2 separate regions of the Homo sapiens genome follow, and region 1 is linked to region 2. A link is a contact called in ENCODE Hi-C or POLR2A ChIA-PET data. All regions are on one chromosome and are shown on one strand. Each heading gives the region's core, a stretch centred on a gene start or an enhancer-like site at or near the end of the contact. The rest is flanking DNA. Distances are from core to core; before and after follow the strand shown.

Region 1 (5,355 bases), core at 1,826-4,325, 44 kb before region 2:
CGCCTCCCGGGTTCAGGGGATTCTTTTGCCTCAGCCTCCCAAGTAGCTGGGATTATAGATGTGTATCATCACACCTGGCTAATTTTGTATTTTCAGTAGAGATGGGGTTTCCCCATGTTGGCCAGGTTGGTCTCGAACTCCCAACCTCAGGTGATGTGAGCCACCTGCCTCAGCCTCCCAAAGTGTTGGGATTGCAGGCATGAGCCACCACACCCAGCCTCTACCTCCCTTTTCTTAACAGTTTATTTTTTTCCCGGCTATGGTAATTCCTGTTGTTGATTGTATTGCAAGTTTAATGATGCTTAAAATACTGCATTTATAATTTGAGAGAAATATTCTCAGTAAAATGAACTTTAAATGTTTTCATTTTTACTGTTTTTTAAATGTGTATTTTTAAAATGAGATAAGGTCTCACTAGTTGAGCCCAGGTTTGTCTCAAACTCCTGGCCTCAAGTGATCCTCTCACCTTGGCCTCCCAAAACGCTGGGAATAGGCATGAGCCATCACGCCTGGCCTTAAATGTTTTTAAAAATAAAGTTTGGTATGGAGAATTTTAAATGTTTCTTGTTTGTCCTAAAGCGTTCTCCAGTACCACATTGGAAAGGAAGACTTAGATAAACATTTTAACAGTAAGAGAGTCGCCATCTTAGACTTTTTGAAAGTCCAGTCAGTCCAAAGGGCCTGTATCAATCAGATGCAGGAGATGGAGACAGATATGTTACGCTGAATACTGAAGCTGTTTGCCATGGCAGCTTTGTAGAATCCGTACAGAAGTTTTATCAGCTCATAAAACTGCTTTATGACCCAGAAGGAATGCCAGCAATAAAACAAACGTACTCATGGCAAATACACCAGGCGTGGGGCTGATTTTCCTGCCGCAATGCACTTCCAGTGAGGAAACTGCTGTGTGGTTTGGGGCAGGAGCTTGTAGTGATTTCGATTCAATCTTCCTGTTTTGGGTATTTGTAAAAGGAAACTAATTTTTCAGAAACTTCTAGCTGGTATCCCATGTCACTCAGCCATCCTCTATTTAAATATTATTGAAAATAGTGATGAGCTCATGTATGAAAATGTCATTCTTCCTTTTTTGGAGTCTCTTGAGTTTTTTATATGGTGGTATTTGTGTAATGAGTATTAATAAAAGTGATAGTAATTGGTAATATTTCCTATTCAAATTTCAAAGTTTAAAATTTCAAATAGGAAATTTCAGATACCTTTAGAAGTAGAGCAGCTGGGTGCGGTGGCTTACACCTGTAATCCCAGCACTTTGGGAGGCCGAGGTGGGTGGATCATGAGGTCAGGAGATAGAGACCATCCTGGCTAACACAGTGAAACCCCGTCTCTACTAAAAATACAAAAAAATTAGCTGGGCATGGTGGTGGGCGCCTGTAGTCCCAGCTACTTGGGAGGCTGAGGCAGGAGAATGGCGTGAACCCAGAAGGCGGGGCTTGCAGTGAGCAGAGATGGCGCCACTGCACTCCAGCCTGGGTGACAGAGCGATACTCCGTCTCAAAACAAACAAAAAAACAAAAATAAAACAAAAAGAGGTAGAGCATATAGAATAATGAACCACCAGTTTCAACAGTTATCAACTCACAGTCAGTTGTATTTCACTTTTATTCCCTTTCCCCAAAAAGGATTATTTTAGGAAAATCCCAGAAATCTGTCATCTCATTTGTAAATATTTCAGTGTGTGTCTCAAGAAGATGAGGGTTTTCTTTAAAAACATAGCCATAATAATATGACATTAAAAAATAACAGTAATTTCTCAATATCATAAAATAGTCATTGTTTAAATTTCCTTTTTTTTTTTTTTTAAAAAAAGTGGATTTGTGGCCGGGCACGGTGGATTATGCCTGTAATCCTAGCACTTTGGGAGGCTGAGGCAGGTGGATCATCAGGAGTTCGAGACCAGCCTGGGTAACATGATGAAACTACTAAAATATAAAAATTAGCCAGGCGTGGTGCTGCATGCCTGTAATCCCAGCTACTCAGGAGGCTGGGGCAGGAGAATTGCTTGAACCCGGGAGGCAGAGGTCGCAATGAGCCTAGATCACACCACTGCACTCCAGACTGAGTAACAGAGCGAGACTCCGTCTCAAAAAAAAAAAAAAAAAAAAGTGGATTTGTTTTATAGGCATTTGGATTGTACACCTCCTTAATCTCTTTTAATCTGTAAGCTCTTTCTCTCTCCTTTTTTTTTTTTTTTTTTTTTGCAGTTTATTTGTGGAAGAATTGGCATTTGTCCTGTCCTGTTCAAAAGTTTTAACTGGTTTCTAGTGTTTTCCTAGCTGGACAAATTTGGCATTTGACAGATCATTCCTATACTATTGGCCCAGTATATTTTGTGGGAAATAAACTATTTGGGGGTTCAATCGATGTAAAAAAAAATAGGCATTTCTGATTTCATTTCAGATGTTGCAGTGGTAAAGTATATTCCAGTCAGGAGCTGGTGAGGCCTGAGGCCCAAGTGTGCACCCACGCGGGGTTGCAGAGAGGCCGAGAAGTGCGTTATTACCTCCCTTCTCCTTGGTCCTCGTGGGTGGGCATGAGAGGTTGGATCTGTCACTCTGAGACAGCAGAGGGGGACAAGGAGAAGTGAATGAAATACGTGTTGCTTCTCCAGGCCTTCATATCAGAAACACCTGCCGCTGCCCTGAGGCCACAAGGCTGGCCGCCGGCTGGTGCTCTTGGCTCCCTCTGCTGCTTGCTGGGTGAGGATGCCCTGGGCTTGTGGCATTTTTCTTAAAAAAAAAAAAATAATAATAATAATAATAGAAGGCAGGTCTTATAGTAGTTGTTCACTGGAGACACTTTGGAGTTGACAATTAGTGAGGACTCAACTTTTTAAAATGTGATCTTAAGCTTTTTGATTTTTTAATTGAAGTTCAGAAAAATTAGTTGATACTTGTCCACCCATGTGAGTGATGCTGTAGTCTCTGGTACATCAGCTTTTTAGTTGGTTTCCGGAATCCAGCCCTTAGAAGCCAGACGGGTTGGGCATTCTACCTGCACATCAGGCTGCACAGAGGCTGGGCCTTGGTGCTGTTGGGAGCCCCAGGCCCTTCCTGCTGAGAGCACTGGGGAAAGGCCTGCGTGTGGGCGCCTGTAGAGAAATACCAGGCTCATCCCAAATTGGAAATCGCCAGACGTTCTGGAAAAGTACAATTTTCATAATCAAATAAACCCTGGTAGTATAAATCTTGTATTTTTACTGCAGCGTTTGTTTAAGGAGAAGCATTTTTGACAGCTCTTGTAGCTTGTGAAAGGAAATGCAGACTGCACAAAGCTAGATGTCCTTTTGCAAAATGTTAAACATTTGCTGACTTTGCCGTAAAGTTTTATTGATTATTTGGAAAGCTCTTTCATTTGTTGATTTTAGTGTCTCATCTCTAGGCATCTGGTGAAAAGGGTAGTTTTCCTGGCTTACCAATTACTTTCATGAAATCAGAAGAACATTTTCAAGTCTTCTGTGAAAACATCCTTCCTTCCTGTTTATTACTGCGTTTACGTGGGGATGGTGAGCCAAAGATGACGATACAGGAGCACACTGGCCATCTTTCTCTGCTTGGTGTCTGGGTCATGTACTTTTTTTATTTCATTTCCTTCATGCCGGCGTTTTTATAATACTGAAAAATATCAGCATAAAATATTTTTTTTAATTAAAAAAAAAGTAACTCAGAAATGCTTAGGTTCAGTTGGATATGTGACATATTGGAGGTGGGTAGTCTGGCAGCCAATCTGAACACTTTTGTGTGTGTGTAGAGACAGGGTGCCACCGTGTCACCCAGGCTGGAGTGCAATGGCTCAGTCTTGCCTCACTGCAATTCCCACCTCCTGGGCTCAAGCCATCCTCCCGTCTCAGCCTCTCGAGTAGCTGGGACTGTAGGTGCATGCCACCACACTGACCTAATTTTTGTGAATTTTTTTGTAGAGACGGGCTTTCGCCATGTTGCCTAGGCTGGTCTGGAACATCTAGGCGTAAGTGATCTACCTGTCTCAGCTCCCACAGTGCTGGGATTATAGGTGTGAGCCAGCCCTGAACACTTTTTTTTGAGATGGAGCCTCCCTCTGTCACCCAGGCTGGAGTGCAGTGATGGGATCTGGGCTCACTGCAACCTCCACCTCCCAGGTCGAAGTGATCCTCCCGCCTCAGCCGCCCAAGTAGCTGGGACTACAGGCGTGCACCACCACACTCAGCTAATTTTTATATTTTTAGCAGAGATGGGGTTTCACCATGTTGGCCAGGCTGGTCTTGATCTCCTGACCTCGGGTGATCCACACACCTTGGTCTCCCAAAGTGCTGAGATTACAGGCATAAGCCACTGTGCCTGGCCACCTGAACACATTTAATTGTTGAGGCTGAAATAAATAACATTTAAAATGAGTGAAGCCATTGTTATCCAAACTATGCTCCTCAAACTTTCTTTGCCTCTTTTTTAAAAGAACCAGATTCTTCTAAACATTCTTAAATGTTTTAAAAAGAGGTACCATTTCCACCTTCAACCTCATTGGCCATGAGAGGGCTTTGATACCGTGCTGGGCACGCCCCATGGAGATGGGCGACTACTGGTCACTCCTGTCGGGCAAGGTGAGGCCGGGCTGGCCGCTCCACGCTTCTCCTCTGTTCAGGAAGGAAAGTGAGCGCCTCACTCTGAGGGCGGTTTGCTTGGTGGCCCTTCCTCTGGTTCAGGAGCAGCCACCCTGTGAGAGCCAGTTAGGCACTGGGAGGGTTGGAGTTGCTGGCTGGAGAGCCCCTCAGGTGCTGGGAGGGCTGGAGTTGCTGGATGGATTGCTATTGCTGTTTTGAATATTGCTTCCCGCTCACATGCGTGTCTGGCCACTGAGGGCTCCAATCTAGCATTTCTTTTTTTTTTTTTTTTTTTTTTTTTGGAGATGGAGTCTCCCTCTGTCACTAGGCTGGAGTGCAGTGGCGCGATCTCGGCTCACTGCAACCTCCGCCTCCTGGGTTCAAGCAATTCTCCTGCGTCAGCCTCCGAAGTAGCTGGGACTACAGGTGCACACCACCACACACAGCTAATTTTTTTTTGTATTTTTAGTAGAGACGGGGTTTCACCATGTTGGCCAGGATGCTCTCGATCTCTTGACCTCGTGATCCGCCCATGTCAGCCTCCCAAAGTGCTGGGATTACAGGCATGAGCCACCACGCCTGGCCAATCTAGCATTTCTTTTTTTTTTTTTTCCTTTGAGACAGAGTCTTGCTCTGTTGCCCAGGCTGAAGTGCAGTGGCACAATCTCGGCTCACTGCAAGCTCCGTCTCCCAGGTTCATGCCATTCTCCTGCCTCAGCCTCCTCAGTAGCTGGGATTACAGGTGCCTGCCACCACGCCCAGCT
Region 2 (5,525 bases), core at 855-3,354:
ATAAATACCCTTGTGCAAGGTGGTTTTTGTTTTGGTTGTGTGCCTTCAGGGTAAATCTCTACAAGTGGGGTTGCTGGATCAAGAGAGAAATAAATTACATACGTAGGTTTATTTGATGTTGTAAGTTTCCCTCCATAGACATTACCAATTTGTATTCCCACCAGCAGTGGATGAAAGTGCCTGTTTCCTTGCAGCTTTGCCAACCGTGCATTTTCAGACTTTTGTATTTTTGCCCTCTGATGGGTGACAGGTGGTACACAATTGTAGTTTTCTTTTTCACCTTTCTCGTGATGTTGACCATCATGTTTGTATTTTTGTGTGTGTGTATGTGAGTTTTTTCATTGGTTTTACCCTTTTATTATGGATTTCTGGCTTTTTTCCCCCAATTCTTAAAGAAGTATTTGCCTTTTATCTGTAATATATATTACAAATATTTTTCCCCAATTTGCCATTTGTTTTTTGATGTGGTTCATTGTGGTTTTTTGCCACACAGATTTTTAAACATTTTTGTACATAATCGAATGAGAAATCCTTACTCCCAGAAAAAGAAAACCCACGTGTTGGTTTGTTTGTTTTTTTTTTTTTTTTGGAAGGGGGGGTTGTTTTGTTTTGTTTTTTAGTATTTTTACTTTTTCATTCATATAGGTTCATCTGTTCCATGTGGATCTTGGGTCCATTTCAGGTTTATTCTTATATACGGCACAAGGAAGAGTTCTAATTTTATCTTTAAATGGCTCTCCAGTTGTCACAACACCAATTTATTTAAGTCTATCTTTACCCCAGTGATTCGTATTATCTTTGTCCTGTACTTGATTTCTTTATGTAGTTGGTTTGTTTCTAGACATTCTACTCTATTCCATTTTCTCTCTGCCTCTGCACACACTAGCACCACACTGCTTTAATTAGGGAGGCTGTGTAGTGTGTTTTGAAATCATCTGGGCCTGATCCTCATCACAGCTCACTCTTCAGGGTTTTTCTGGCTTTTCTTTTCATATGAGCATCAATATCAACTTGGCTGGCTTCAAAAAAGAGGACATTGATATTTTCTTTTTTTTAATCTTATGGGCCCTCTCATTCTAGATTCAGGTATTTTTTTTTTTTTTTTTAATTTCTGGAAAGTTCTGTTGGATTGTAGTCAAATGTTAGTCATGTTTTGTTTTGATTTCTTTCAGGGACTCCAGTTATGCATCTGTTGGGCCTTCTTTGCCTGTCTCCCACTTTAGCCTCTGGCTGCTTCCTATCTGACTGCGTTTCCTTGTTTCTTTACCTCATTTTATTCTTCTAGATCTTTTCTTCCCTTTCTTCAATTTTTCATTAGATTTTTGTTTCAATTTGTTCTTGTTTGGTCCTCTTATAATTTCATTTCTGATAAGATTTTATCTGTTTCTTCTATTTCTTCCCTGAGTTAAATCAGCTCTTCTTTTCTGCATGCTTTTGTCTAGTGCGTGCGTGTGTGTTTGTGTGTGTACGTGTGTTTTTGTGTTTTGAGACAGGGTCTTGCTCTGTCGCCCAGGCTGGAGTGCAGTGGCGCAATCACAGCTCACTACAGCCTCTGCCTCCCAAGGTTCAAGCAATTCTCTTGCCTCAGCCTCCCAAAGTGCTGAGATTATAGTTTGTGAGCCACTGCACCTGGCCGTGTGTGTGTGTGTGTGTGTGTGTGTGTGTGTGTGTTTGTGTGTTTGTGGGATTTTGTTTTGTTTTCTTTTTCGTATTCCTGAATGTTTATTTGAGGATATTTTATTTTAGTTTGGAGTGTTACATGCTAGAGTTTCTTTTGCCTTGTGTTTTTGTTTCTGGTTTTGTGTTTTGTTTCTGGTTTTGAGGTAAGAATTATCATCTGCCCATGTTTGTGTGAGATTGATTCATGTGGCTGGGGGAGTTGGTACCCGTCTGTTTTCATTGGGGTGTGGTGTCTATCACACGAGTATAGCCCAGCTTACTCACCCATTCTCTTGGAGGCAGAGATTTAGATTGTTTCTGCCTTTTGGCTGTTAGAAGTGGTGCCGCTGGGAACATGCTTGTACTTGTCTTTTGCTGAATGTCTGTCTTTGTTTTTAAAGTTTGTTTGCATTCATACTGTTGAGTCATGTAAGCTTATTGTGCCAGAAAAAAGCATTCATGCTCTGAGGTGCCCTGCACCCGCACATGTGTTTGAGAGCGCACAGAAAGTAGTTTAGAAACAGGCGTTAGTGGGACAGACCTGTGTTTATGTTCCTGCTCCAGCACGTGCTGCTCTGTAACTGTGGGCAGTTGGCTCAGCTTCCATGTCTTCATCTATAAAGTGCAGTTTTGGGGGTATGGGGCGGTTTGCAGCAGTCTTCCCCCAGATCGCCACCTGCCTCCTGGACCTCGTCTGGCCACTGCCGTCTCTTTGTGTGGCAGCCCCCAGCCAGCTTCCTCCACACGTGTCCCTCTGTCCCTTTGTCCCATTCCTGTTTTCCGTGGTACTCAGCACAGAGCTTGCACCGTGTGAGCCTGCCTGAGACAGCAGTGCCTATTTGTGTTTGCAAGACCTCAGCTCGTGTGCAGGCTTCATGAAGGCAGGGGCAGCGTTGTCACGTGCATAGGTGGGTGGGCTGGAGAGCAGTGCCTGGCACCAAGGAGATGCTCAGGAGGGGCTCGTTAGCTGGGTGGGCAGACGAGTAGGAATCGTCACAGGGCCTCGCCAGGGTAACTGGGGACTAAACGAGGGGCAGTGATACGACTTCGGCTGCCACCATGCCAGCTGAATGTCACACAGAGGCATTTGTACTGGATGGTGACAGCTGTTCACAAGAGGATATTAGCATTTATTCATCTGATCACCACTAGTTAAGGGCTTTGATCTACCTAATGTGTTGCATGGAGATGGTTAATTTGTGTGTTTATTTTACAAACAGAGACATTAAACCTGACAATGTCCTTTTGGACGTGAATGGTCATATCCGCCTGGCTGACTTTGGATCATGTTTGAAGATGAATGATGATGGCACTGTAGGTATTTTTGTTGGAGATTTTCCATTTGGTTTTGGGTTTGGCATATAGTCAGAAGGGAAGTTTTCAATTTGAGGTACAATTAAGAAACCAAGTATATTAATTCAGAAAATGAATCCATTTTGGAGATAGTTGAAATTTTCTGTTTGGGGAGTTTTGTTTCCCAAATAAAAATTAAGTTGGAAAGCATCTTTATTGCTTTTTATGTTTACAAAAGTAATATGTGTGCCTTCCAGAATGGGAGTTGTCAGGTTTCCTCAATCCCAAGGTGGCTAAAAGCATGCCAGCCCTGTAGCAGATCGAGGGCGCTCCCTGCTTCTTCCTTAAAGGGCCCTGTCCAGGCTGGTCGGGTGGGCAGGCATTAACCATGTAACTGTACTTTCTCACTTGTGTTGGGGCAGGTAACTTCCTGCTAGGGGTTTCCTCTCTATGGGTGTTGTAGACCTAGAAATAGAGTCCTAGGTGCTCAGTGTTACGGGGCCAGCTGACACTCCCGCCAGCAGGGAAAGAACAGGAGGTTGCCCCCGGATCGGCTATCACCAGGAGACCCAGGCTCAGGCCACAGGCCCTGTGGTCTCCACCCCGCAGTCAGACCAGCGTCATGGCCGAGTAGCCTGATGGGGGCAGTCCCAGCTCTGCTCACACCCTGTTGGCAGCTGCTTGCAGCAAACTGCTTTCACTGCGTCTGTGGCCACTGTTGCAGTTTTGTTCTTACATGTTTGGAGTCTTTTCTTTTTTGAAACCTACACTTATCATAAGGTCTAACATCAAATAGTTTTCCGAGAGAGCAATCCCTTTCTTGCCTACTGGCGGATTTTCAAGCAGTAGTGGAAGCACCCATGTGACTGGCTTCAGTTGACAGCGTTTTATAAGAAATAAAGCAGTTTGCTCATTTTCATTCCACAAAGCCAGTCTCTTGTTTTTAATAGTCTTGACCACATATTGATTAATTGGTAGGCGGGTGCTGTCCTCCACTCCAGTCTTCCAGTGACTAGAACAGGTCTGAACCAGAACATGGGTTACCCTCCACACCTCCACACCACCCTGTCACAGTATAACCAGAGCATGGGTTACCCTCCTGACCTCCACACCACCCTGTCACGGTATAACAAGAGCATGGGTTACCCTCCTCACCTCCACACCACCCTGTCACGGTATAACCAGAACATGGGTTACCCTCCTCACCTCCATACCACCCCGTCATGGTATAACCAGAACATGGGTTACCCTCCTCACCTCCACACCACCCCGTCATGGTTTAACCAGAGCATGGGTTACCCTCCACACCTCCACACCACCCTGTCACAGTATAACCAGAGCATGGGTTACCCTCCTGACCTCCACACCACCCTGTCACGGTATAACCAGAACATGGGTTACCCTCCTCACCTCCACACCACCCCGTCATGGTATAACCAGAGCATGGGTTACCCTCCTCACCTCCACACCACCCCGTCATGGTTTAACCAGAGCATGGGTTACCCTCCTCACCTCCACTCCACCCCGTCACAGTAGTTGTTCATCGTGGAGTCACCGCCCAACACCCCAGTGGTCCCGCTGTCTGTAGGAGCTCCTGTGGGCTGGCCACGCACTCGTGCAGGGAAGTGATAGAGGTGGAGTTCTCTGCTGATCCATTCAGCCTGAGCAGTTCTCACACCACTGGCTCTGGGGTGCTGCTTGGACCCTGTGTCTCTCTTCCCAGAGGGGACCCTCGGGAGAGCCTGGCCTTCCCCAGACAGGCCTGTGGTTGTTGTCTCCAGTTCCTGCCTGAGCCTCAGTCTTAGAGACTCAGCCCGTCAGGATGGCCCTATACTCTCCATCGTTCTCTCTGCTTGGATGATTTCTCAGCTTCACCAGGCTCCTCCCGCTTGCTCTGAGGTGGCCCGTGCCCTCGCAGCTTTCTGCAGAGGTGTCACTGTACTCTGGCACCTGCCTGCTGATGTAGATAGCAGGGGAGCTGTTTTCTCCCTTGCGGGGGTAGGAGCGGTCTTAGCCTCCTGGTGCGCTGTCCAGGGAATGCCTGAGCACCCGGCTAATGCCTGGACCAACTTCTGCATGTTCCCATGAGGAAGACCACAGGGTCGGCTGCAGGTGAGCAGCCTTAGTACCCCCAGAAGCTTATTAGAAATGCAGCCTCTTGTGCCCCACTGGAGTCTTTATTCTAAAAACAGACCCTACACAAGACTCCCTGCGTGCTGCACATGAAAATCAGAAAGGCTGGCCTGTGCACATGTGGCCCCTGCATCACACTGGGAGCAGTGACAGAGAGTGGGAAATGCCAACCCTGGGGGATTGGAGAGGCACTGTTTGGGGCTGTGGCTGGTATTTGGGTATTGACAGACCATGTGTACAAGAGTTTCATGCATTCTGGGAGCCGCATAATGTTTAGTGCTTCAAAAGGATATTTATTTGCATTGAATTTTGCATTATTGAGGTTTTTAAATTCCGTTTTGTTTCGTTAGAGACAGGGTTGGGGACCATGTTGCCCGTGTTGGCCTTGAGCTCCTGGGCTCAAGCGGTTCTCCGGCCTCAGCCTCCCAAGTAGCTGAGGC

Evidence for each region. A loop is a pair of places that touch in the nucleus more often than their neighbours do. ChIA-PET counts read pairs that join two places held with the same protein, here RNA polymerase II (POLR2A). Pooled maps may share reads with other maps.
Region 1: a loop to region 2 is called in a map of PC-3, with 5 times the contacts of the local background. The contact joins two enhancer-like sites. A Hi-C loop is called at or near these places in 4 of 168 maps with a recorded cell type or tissue (Caco-2, PC-3, breast epithelium and 1 more) and 2 of 50 pooled maps. POLR2A ChIA-PET finds 5 or more read pairs at or near these places in 4 of 52 experiments (MCF 10A, WTC11, activated naive CD4-positive, alpha-beta T cell and 1 more).

The regions. Positions count from the first base shown.
Region 1 is chr14:103,029,396-103,034,750 of GRCh38, reverse strand. All of the region lies in intron 1 of CDC42BPB (CDC42 binding protein kinase beta), which reads left to right. Among named protein-coding and RNA genes, the nearest start is that of CDC42BPB, 25 kb to the left of the region's middle. RefSeq lists a silencer at 605-899. Within about 2 kb of position 3,075, at least 8 of the 41 ENCODE cell types and tissues checked have a DNase peak (open chromatin) inside an H3K27ac peak, as active enhancers do.
Region 2 is chr14:102,983,935-102,989,459 of GRCh38, reverse strand. It overlaps CDC42BPB (CDC42 binding protein kinase beta), which reads left to right. Exons shown (of 37, transcript NM_006035.4): 6 at 2,880-2,973. Among named protein-coding and RNA genes, the nearest start is that of AMN, 64 kb to the right of the region's middle. RefSeq lists enhancers at 1,750-2,383, 2,384-3,018. Within about 2 kb of position 2,104, at least 3 of the 41 ENCODE cell types and tissues checked have a DNase peak (open chromatin) inside an H3K27ac peak, as active enhancers do.